Regions from separate parts of the Homo sapiens genome. Here region 2 is linked to region 1. Evidence: read pairs that join two places in POLR2A ChIA-PET (ENCODE). Cell type or tissue: GM12878. All regions are shown on one strand.

The links. Peaks named below come from ENCODE experiments on the same cell type or tissue, not always from the same donor. Only the 100,000 strongest peaks of a DNase experiment are listed, where the experiment ranks them.
Region 2: POLR2A ChIA-PET joins it to region 1 with 8 read pairs; 2 of 35 experiments call an interaction of 5 or more read pairs at or near these places.

What each region holds. Positions count from the first base shown.
Region 1 is chr16:17,066,430-17,071,429 of GRCh38, forward strand. No RefSeq gene overlaps it. Among named protein-coding and RNA genes, the nearest start is that of XYLT1, 400 kb to the right of the region's middle. RefSeq lists an enhancer at 4,657-4,976. In GM12878, no CTCF peak of the experiment used is centred here; DNase peaks (open chromatin) are centred at 2,282 and 4,622; H3K4me3 peaks cover 1,264 bases; H3K27ac peaks cover 3,867 bases.
Region 2 is chr16:17,269,922-17,274,921 of GRCh38, forward strand. The region is part of intron 2 of XYLT1 (xylosyltransferase 1); the gene reads right to left. Among named protein-coding and RNA genes, the nearest start is that of XYLT1, 200 kb to the right of the region's middle. In GM12878, no CTCF peak of the experiment used is centred here; no DNase peak of the experiment used is centred here.

The DNA of each region.
Region 1 (5,000 bases):
TCAAGAATAAAGTCCTCTGGTTACCTCCACCTGGTGCTTGGTGTGGTGCCTGACACACAGTAGGCACTTAATAATTGTTGAGCTGTCAAATGGAACTGAAATGCTGAATGACAACCAGGGAAAGGTAATTATGAGTGAAAACTTAAGTCATAGAAAGGAAACAGCCTTCTGGGCACACAGAGAACTGATGGTTTCCTTCATGATGGTATGACCATAGACAAGGCTTGTGTACAAAGGCAGCCTACCATTTACTGCATCCTTTTTGGCTGCCACAAAGCTGTAACTAAACAGGCTCAATGTTTGTGATGGGCCACTGGTTAATAATAATAACACTCTTTGAACATTTATCAAGAGCTAGATGCTTGTGCATTATCTCATTTAACTCTCATAATGGTCCCATGAACGGGGATGTTATTATTATGCTCCTTTTATAGGCTGGAAGAGATTAAGTAACTTGGCCAAGGTCACATACCTCTAATAGGGCAAGGCCAGGGTATAAATCCACCGGTCTGATTCCGAGGTCCCAGTAGTTAAGCACTCTGCTACTTACTTACCACCAGACAGTGCCGTAACGGTGGTCCCGCAAAAGTATTTTATGGTTTAGAGTTCAGGCAACACCAGTGAGAGGAACACTGATAAACTGAAGTATCTATCTTAGGAAACCAGATTAAAGTGATGGAGGGATGGATGGAGAACCTTTGTGGGAGTCTATTTATCAGGGAGAATGTAAAGACTCTCCAAGAAAAAGAAGCACCTTCAGGTCCCTTGGGGACCATCAGGGAAGCAAGAACTAGATTTGTTTTGGGTAGTTTCAGGCAAAACCTAGAAACATCATGTTTTCTCTAAGTTGACAGATTCCCATACAGTATGAAGGACACACTTTCTAACCCAGGGCTTCTCAAACATGAGTGTGCTTATGTATCACCTAGAGAGCTTGTTAATGCACACACTTCTCACCCCCTACTCCCCAAAGAGATTCTGATTCAGTACATCTGGGATGGAGTGTGACCCATTGCGCTTCTGATAAGCTTCTACATGCTGCCGTTGCTATGCTTGGGACCACACTTTGAGTGGCAATGCCCTAGACCAGGGGTCAACAAACTTTCTCTGTAAAGAGCCTGTTGTAGTTTGGATATTTGTCTCCTCGTTTTGAAATGCGATCCCCAGTGTTGTAGGTGGGACCTAGTGGGAGGTGTTTTGGTCATAGGGGTCCCTCATGAATGGCGTGGTGTAGTCCCTGCATTGAGTGAGTTCTAACTCTATTAGTTCATGAAAGATCTGATTGTTAAAAAGAGCATGGCACCCCTCCTCTCCCTCTCTTGCTCTCTGTCTCACCGTATGACTTGCCTGTTCCCTCTTTGCCTTCCTGCATGGTAAAAGCTTCCTGAGGCCTCACCAGAAGCAGAGGCTGGTGCCAGGCTTCTTGTACAGCCTGCAGAACCATGAGCTGAATACACCTCTTTTCTTTATAAATTGCCCAGCCTCAGGTATTCCTTTATAGCAATGCAAAATGGACTAATACAGAGCCTGAAAGTGAATATTTTAGGCTCCTGGAGCAACTACTCTTTCGTTGTCATGCAAAAGCAGCTATACACACAATGCAAATGAATGAGCATGTGTTTCAATAAAACTTTATTTACAAAAATAGGCAGCTAAGCCCTTCTGCATCAGTTAGTGTTCTTAGCTGGCAGCAACAGTAATCACTTGCTAGTTTAATGAGGAAATGAGTTGCTTACAGCTTCCCTTTGGGCTACCACAGAGCCTATTACCACTATCGGCTATGACCTTGTCCAGTGTTACTGATGCTTTAAGAAGACCCAAGTCCCAGGCCGGGTACGGTGGCTCATGCCTGTAATCCCAGCACTTCGCGAGGTTGAGGCAGGTGGATCACCTGAGCTCAGGAGTTCGAGACCAGCCTGGCCAACATGGTGAAACCCCATCTGTACTAAAAATACAAAAATTAGCTGGGCATAGTGGTGGTGGGCACCTGTAACCCCAGCTACTCAAGAGGCTGAGGCAAGAGAATCGCTTGAACCTGGGAGGCAGAGGTTGCAGTGAGCGAGATTGTGCCATTGTACTCCAGCCAGGGCAACAAGAGCGAAACTCCATCTCAAAAAAAAAAAAAAAAAAAAGAAAAAAGAAGACCCAAGTTCCATTTCTGCCAAGTCATCTGCTGCATCTTAGATCTCAGTTGGAAGACAGCAGAAGGGTGTGTTCTGTCTCTGTGCCTGTGTGTGGCTGACACACATGAGCAGCTCTCCTCTGAAGCTGAAAGTTGTCTACGCTCAAGTTACTCACAATGGGCAAAGTATGATGGCGGGGCATTCCCATCAAGTGCATTATTCCATCCCTCTTGCACCATACACATCAACAGAATCTGCCTTATGCAAGAGCTGATAGACACAGACAGACATGCAGGGTGCTGGGAGAGCCTTGGGTCCAATCAGTCAAGTCATCAAGTCTGGGACAAGGAGCATATAATTGAACCCAACTCAAGGCTAAACTCAAGTTCCAGGAATGCCAGAAAATCCTTATCCCCAAGAAGCAAGCCTTCATCAAATTCAGTTTAACTGTTAGTTTGAGTCATGGTGGCAGAATAACACTTGGTTGGTTATGAAGTCAAAAATAATCCCAAACGTGGTCTCTTGGATAAGAGCTGGAACCCTGGGTCATGAGGGAACTGATGTGTATTCTCTTTCTAGGGAACTCCTTGGGCTGGTTTCATCTACTTAAAACCATAACCACTGGTAATCTCTCTATTCTCTCTCATACACACACACATGTATGCTTGTACACACACACACACACACACACATATAGATTCTTACTAAAGGATATTTGTTGCAGACACTCAGAGAATCTCCAGAGAAACCTGGCTTAGAGGCCGTGGATTCAGGGACATCGCTGAAGCCCTGTGCTGGTGGAATTCCCACTACTGATATCTTGGGCCAGGAACTGCATTCTGGGAACCAGCACTGGGTATGGGATGCTATTGCAGGGATCTCTGCCTTTGTTATCTCTGGAAGCTGGACATTCCTACTGCTCCTCTCTCTGGGATAGATTCTGTGTGGGAACTAGAGGAAAAGTCTCACACAGATATGACTGAATGGTGGACCCTAGGCCACACGCCTCTGCCCTCTCTGCAAAAGCTTCTAGGAAAGAAAGTTTTAAGCTTCTGCCACAACGTGGGTAAACGCTTCAAACAAAAGAAGGGTACACAGAGAAGCAGAGTGATAAAGAGGGATTTTACAGTGCCCATTATACCTCTGAAGACAGCTTTTTGGGATTAGGTTCAAGGCATCTAGGGCCTTTATCCAGTGTTTTTTCTACTTTTCCCCTCTTTTTAAATTAACCTCAAGTTTCTTCCATATCCTTTATGTTCTTGAGCCCTCAACACACACACACGCACACACACACGTCAATTTCTCCCCACTACCAGTCCCTCAGGAAGGGCTTAGCTTAGTCATAAAAATGAAACCCAAATTATTAGCAAAGCAAAATCTGCTTCTCTCTTTCCTAGAGAGAAGGAATCCTTCAGTTCTCAAAAACACATGGTAGATAGTTTAAAAAAAAATTGAGAAAGAATTTGAGTTGAACAATTCATATTATAATACAAAGTTAACTTCAGACCATTTAATAATCAAAATTGCAAACAAATTGGTTTGAATTGCAGCAAGACAGCTTTCTGGTTTTCAGGCTTGTGGCAACATGGAATTCCTTTCCTGGAGGTCTTTAGGGAATTGGCTGGATCTACCAAGTGGGCTGGCATAATTATGTCATCTTTGGGTGTGGAGATAGAGAAGTGGATCAAATAAATGGCGTTCACATGTCCCTGCTAGCCTTGCTTGAATACTGTTAGTGTGTAGTACCCACATCTAGGAGATGGCGGTGCAACGCTAAACATTCCAGCGAGGACAGACTCACAAGTGCTCGCATGTCTGGCGGGAGAGGCAGAGGTAGCTGGAACCAGGAACAAAGGACTGAGTCTGGGGTTGGGTTAACTACTGCTTATTTTATTTTATTTATTTGTTTTGGTACAGAGTCTCATTCTATTGCCCAGGCTGGAGCGCAGTGGTGTGATCTCAGCTCACTGCAGCCTCCGCCTCCCGGGTTCAAGTGATTCTCTTGCCTCAGCCTCCTGAATAGCTGGGACTACAGGCGCTCACCACCATGCCTGGCTAATCTTTGTATTTTTAGTAGAGACAGGGTTTCATCATGTTGGTCAGGCTGATCTCGAACTCCTGACCTTGTGATCCGCCCACCTCAGCCTCCCAAAATGCTGGGATTACAGGCGTGAGCCACTGTGCCGGGCCCTACTGCTTATTTTATCCCCAATCCAACCCCAATAAGTTTTGCGATTGCTAGAGACCCCGAAATTGCCAGAGTAGTTGAGGAGTACTCTAACATTTTCTCTGACTCTTAGTTAAACATTGGCAACTTTTCCGAGACTATAAATTTGACTGGGGCCCAGTCATTTCTCTCTTTGTAGTCTGTGAAAATTAACTGAGTCTGCAGGGGCTGCAATCACCGCCAAAAACCGCAAGTGTGGGCTGTTCCTCCACACTGACAAAAATAACAGCTAATTAGGCTGCAACACCCCAAGGAAAGTGAACTTACGCCACCAATCGCAGGATGGCATGCAAAACGTCGCCATGGCAACCGGCATTTACAGCTCTTCAATTTTAATATATCAAAGGCTAAGGGTAATTTCCCAGCGAGAATACAGGAGGGTGGATTTCTCCCCTCTTTATTCTTTCTGCCGGTCTTTTGCCAGTACTGTGAGTACGGAAGCTCTATTCCTGTGGCAACAGGTTTTAAAGGAAGAGAGCCTTGTGAAAGCATGAAACACCTGGCGTGGGACTCCTGGAAATGCTGGGTGCCTCGGGAGGCGCAGGGAGAAAGGCATGGCATTCTTCTTAGAGTCTAGGCTGGGTGAACAGAGCTGAGAGGAGGTGAAGTGTGAGCTGTGAACTTTTGCCCTCAATTGCAGGTGAACTTTC
Region 2 (5,000 bases), 200 kb after region 1:
CTGCCTCAGCCTCCTGAGTAGCTGGAATTACAGGCGTGTGCCACAATGCCCAGCTAATTTTTTTTGTATTTTTAGTAGAGATGGGATTTCACCATGTTGGTCAGGCTGGTCTCGAACTCCTGACCTCGTGATCCACCTGCCTTGGCCTCCCAAAGTGCTGGGATTACAGGCGTGGGCCACCGCACTCTGCTTCCTTCTCTCTTTAAAACACCCAGTCACCTCTGAACAAATCCAAGTTGAGTTCAGTTCCATGCTGGATGCTTTTCCTATTGCAACAGGCATTACTGATTAAATGTGCCCTTACCCCTTTCATAGGGTCTGGCTTTGTTTATGTTTGACGCAGCCCAAGGCCACCTAGCCTGGACCTCAAGCCTACAAGGCTAAGTCCTTGGGGTAAAAACCAAAGAGCCCAGCAAAGCGTGCTCAGAGCCCAGCCCCTGACTTAACCCACTCCCCTCTTCCCAACCCCACCAGGGGGACATGACAGTGACAGTCACAGCGCTCAGAGCACCCAAGGGACTGCAGGCAGGTGGCAGGGAAAGATCTGAACTGGCATCTCCTGGCTCTTTCCCTATCAGCATAAGAGACAGCTGTGTGGTACAGAGATACACAGCAGAGGGCGAAATAATGGCAGAGGAGAAAAAGACGAAAAGGAAGGAAATGCAAGAGAAAATGGAACGAGAAGAAGAAACAAACATCAGCTATTGTTTACTATGTGCTGATTACCTACCAGGCACGGAGCTAAGCCCGTGGCTTGGCATCGCTATTCATTCCTCAAAATTATCTCAAAAAGTAGGTCAGGGGTCAGCAAAACACCCTACCACCTGCTTTTGTCAATAAAGTTCTTCCAGGACACAGCCATGCCCATTCGTGCACACACTGAAGGTGGTGCTTTTGTGCTAGGACGGCAGAGTTGTGTAGCTATGACAGAGACTACATGCCCAGAAAAGCCAACATCTGGCTCTCCGCAGAAAAAATGAATGCCCCTTCAAATGGGGCCAGTGAGGCTGAGCCAGGCTTGCCCAAGGTCACTCGGTGGGTAAGAGGCAGGGTCAGAAGTGACGCACAGGAGTCAGACTCCAGAGACAACATGAGGTTGCAAAGTCAGACCCAAGGACAGAGGGAGAGAGAGCAGAGCCTTCCAGAAATGACAACAACCATGTCTGTTTTGGAACAAAATGCCTCACACACAGAAGAGCTTTTCTATGGAGAGAGGCCTCCTAACTGTTTTTTGTTTGTTTGTTTGTTTGTTTGTTTTTAAGTGTCCCGAAGGCTGGCCTCTTCTTCGTTACTATTTGAACACAGTTTGCCTCTAATTAATTGCAGCATTCCATTGCGTTATTCCACAGTTATGGCCACAATACCCAAAGATCCAGAGAGAAAGGGGGTGTGGTAGAGACACAGAGAGAGAGACACACAGAGAAAGACACAGAGAGAGAGAGACACAGAGAGACAAAGAGAGAGACACAGAGAGAAAGATACAGAGAGAAAGATACAGAGAGAGACACAGAGCAAGAGACACAGAGAGAGAGACAGAGAGGGAGACACACACACAGATAGGCACAGAGAGAATGTGAACAACCCAGTCTTGCTTTAATAATAAAGCCTTCTGCGTACCTCTCAGGCAGGGTTTCTCAAGGACAGCGCTGTTGACATTTGGGGCTGGATAACTCTTTGTTTTAGGGGCTATCTTGTACATTGCAGGGTATCTAGCAGCATCTGTGAGCTTTACCCACTAGACCCCAGTCATGTGCCCTTGTTACAACCAAAAATGTCTCCAGACCATTGTCAAATGTCTCCTGGAGTAGGAGTGGGGCAAAATCACCTTCCCACCCCCGACCCCTGCTGGGAACCAGGGCTCAAGGGCCCATACTGGCCGATCTCAGCTGCTCAAATCCTGTTCCCATTCAGAAACAGCCTTTCTTTCCCTCATTTTCCAACAGAAACAGACCCTGGCATCCAGCCAGAGCAGTCAGAATAGGAGAGAGGCTGGTATGAAGAGAGCTGGCTGGAGAAAGGGCCAGAGTTAACCAAGGAAGGGTATTCCAGAGGGGACAGAGGGAGGAGGCTGGCTGGGGTGACCAGGGAGAAATGGCAGCTGCATGAGGAAAGCGGGAGAAGTTAGGGTTCCCGCTAGGGAAGGATGACACAGAAGAGGAGGGACACATTCATTTGGGCAGTGGATAGTCTTTGAGTTGATGGCATGTCTTTTAATTTATTTTTTGTTGTTGGTTTTTTTTTTTTTTTTTTTTTTTTTTGAGACAGAGTCTCGCTTTGTCACCCAGGCTGGAGTGCAGTGGCACGATCTTGGCTCACTGCAACCTCGGCCTCCAAGGTTCAACAAAATCCTCCCACCTCAGCCTCCCAAGTAGCTGGGATTACAGATGCGCATCACCATGCCCGGCTAATTTTTTGTACTTTTAGTAGAGACGCGGTTTCACCATGTTGGCCAGGCTGGTCTCGAACTCCTGACCTCAAGTGATCTGCCTCCCTTGGCCTCCCAAAGTGCTAAGATTACAGGCTTTGAGCCACTGCGCCCGGCCATGTCTCTTAATTTAAGCCAGAAGCCACAACCGGGACCAATGGCTCCTTCAGGCACACAGGTGTCTGGTTCACTCTGTAGACTGTTTTCATTTGTTTAACTTAATCTCGGCCCACATTTCAAAATCTAGAGATTTCATCTAAAACTTTGGATTTCTGCCCCTTCTGGAAACATCAGGGACCTGACAACACTGAGCTTAGATTTCTACGCATGACAGTTGTCTTGAGGCTAAGTAGCGGTCCCATGGTCTCCAGAAGGGGCATCTGCTCTGTCCGGCCCGGCCAGTGTCCCCTTAGCCCTCTGGCATGTCTGCACGCGGTGACACTGCTTCCCACCAATGACACAGGCTCTTCCGGGAGGCCTTCTACCTCCTGAGCTTTGCCTCGGAGATCTCAGAACCCCAAAAGATCCTTGTATTCCAGAGTGTTTGATGGAGGTGGCATTGTCCCTAATGAGGTGTTCTGGAAGCGTGTGGTGGCATTTCCAGTTATCACAATGATTGGGGGATGCTGTTGGCAATGAGTGGGTGGGAGAACATCAGAAACCCAGCAGGACAGGGGAACACTCGTGGCTGGACAATGAAGAGCTGTCCTGCATCCTGCACATCTTCTGAACGTCCCCAGATGTCCTGTGCGTAAACAACTCATTTATAATTATCCAGGCCAGGAGCCTAACTTAGATTTACATATGATACAACATTATTATGAATGGTTTTAACATAGCTGAATTTTCTAGGAAAGTAACTACTGTTTCACTCAAGAAGAGATTTTATATCACTTAGTTTGACCACAGTTTCAGAAAATTACATCATCAAAGGCCACACAAGCTGTGGCTGTGAGTCACCAACACACACATCCATTCCCCGCCTGCATTTGTAACTACTGAATTCTCACTGACTCAATACGCAGTAGCTGACCTCTTCATGTATCCTCCAGCCCCTTGCAACCAAGTGTGGACCACTGGCCAGCAACATCTGCATCACCTGGGAACGTGTTAGATGTGCAGAATCTCAGGCCCCAGCCTGGACCACAGGAATCAGGGTCTGCACATTAACAGCATCCCCAAGCAATTCGTCTGCACATCAAAAATTGAGAAGTACGCCAGGCATGGTGGCTCATGCCTGTAATCCCAGCACTTTGGAAGTCCGAGGTGGGCAGATCACTGGAGTTCAGGAGTTCGAGGCCAGCCTGGCTAACATGATGAAACCCTGTCTCTACTGAAAATATCAAAATTAGCCAGTTGTAGTGGTGGGTGCCTGTAATCCCACCTACTCGGGAGGCTGAGGCAGAAGGATCGCTTGAACCCGGGAGGCAGAGGTTGCAGTGAGCCAAGATCATGCCACTGCACTCCAGCCTAGGCGTCACAGTGAGAATCTGTCTCAAAAAAAAAAAAAAAAAATTGAGAAGTGCTAATGTTGTTGCACCCATCATTCATTCGGTCAGTCAGTCAGTCATTCGTTTATTTTGGAGACAGGGTCTCGATCTGTCGTCCAGGCTGGAGCGCAGTAGCATGATCTCGGCTCACTGCAACCTCTGCCTCCCGGGTTCAAGTGATTCTCCTGCCTCAGCCTCCCAAGTAGCTGGAATTACAGGTGCACGTCACCATGCCTGGCTAATTTTTGTATTTTTAGTAGAGACAGCGTTTCACCATGTTGGCCAGGCTGGTCTGGAACTCCTGACCTCAAGTGATCCACCTGCCTCAGCCTCCCAAAGTGCTGGGATTACAGGCATCATCATTTAAATAATAAAACATATTATCTGTTTATAAATTGCTGTCATATATTTCTTCTTCATACTATTTTAGCAGTCTATTGATCTTTTTTAGAGTTGTGGGTGTTTAAGTAGGATAGAATAAGGCTGGATTTCATTTCTGGTTGGGTGAAAGGAATGTTTTAAAAGATTTGTGACATTGAGCAGGGCTGGGTCTGCTGGGGTTAAAATCACAGGTTTATTCATTCCACATATGTTATTTGGGTGTCCACTCCCTGACAGATGGGGCAGGGGAAAAGGATATAGGAAGGGGAACTAAAGTATGCTTCCTGCTGTTGGTGGAATTCTGAGAAAAGAGAGGAAAGTAAGTATGAATATAAGTTATTTTAATATAGGACCAAAAGGGAGTGTAGGGATGGGTGTGCTCAGGATTTGAATTTCATCAAGGGTGTGGAGCCTCACATGGTCTGGGGTCCAAGGAGAATGGAGGAGACTTCACAGAGAAAGCAGTTTTCCAGCCTCATCTTGAGAAGAAAGGAGCAAGACAGACAAAGGAAAAAAGGGCTTTCCAGGCAAGGGCAAAGCATGTGCAAAGGTGTGGTGAGAGGACCAGCCCAACTCCTTTTATAATAACAACGATCCCAGCTAACACTTAGTGAACATTTACTCTAATGACTGAGCTACACACTTTATATAGATTATCTTTAAAACTCTCAGAGCAGGGCCGGGCACGGTGGCTCACATCTGAA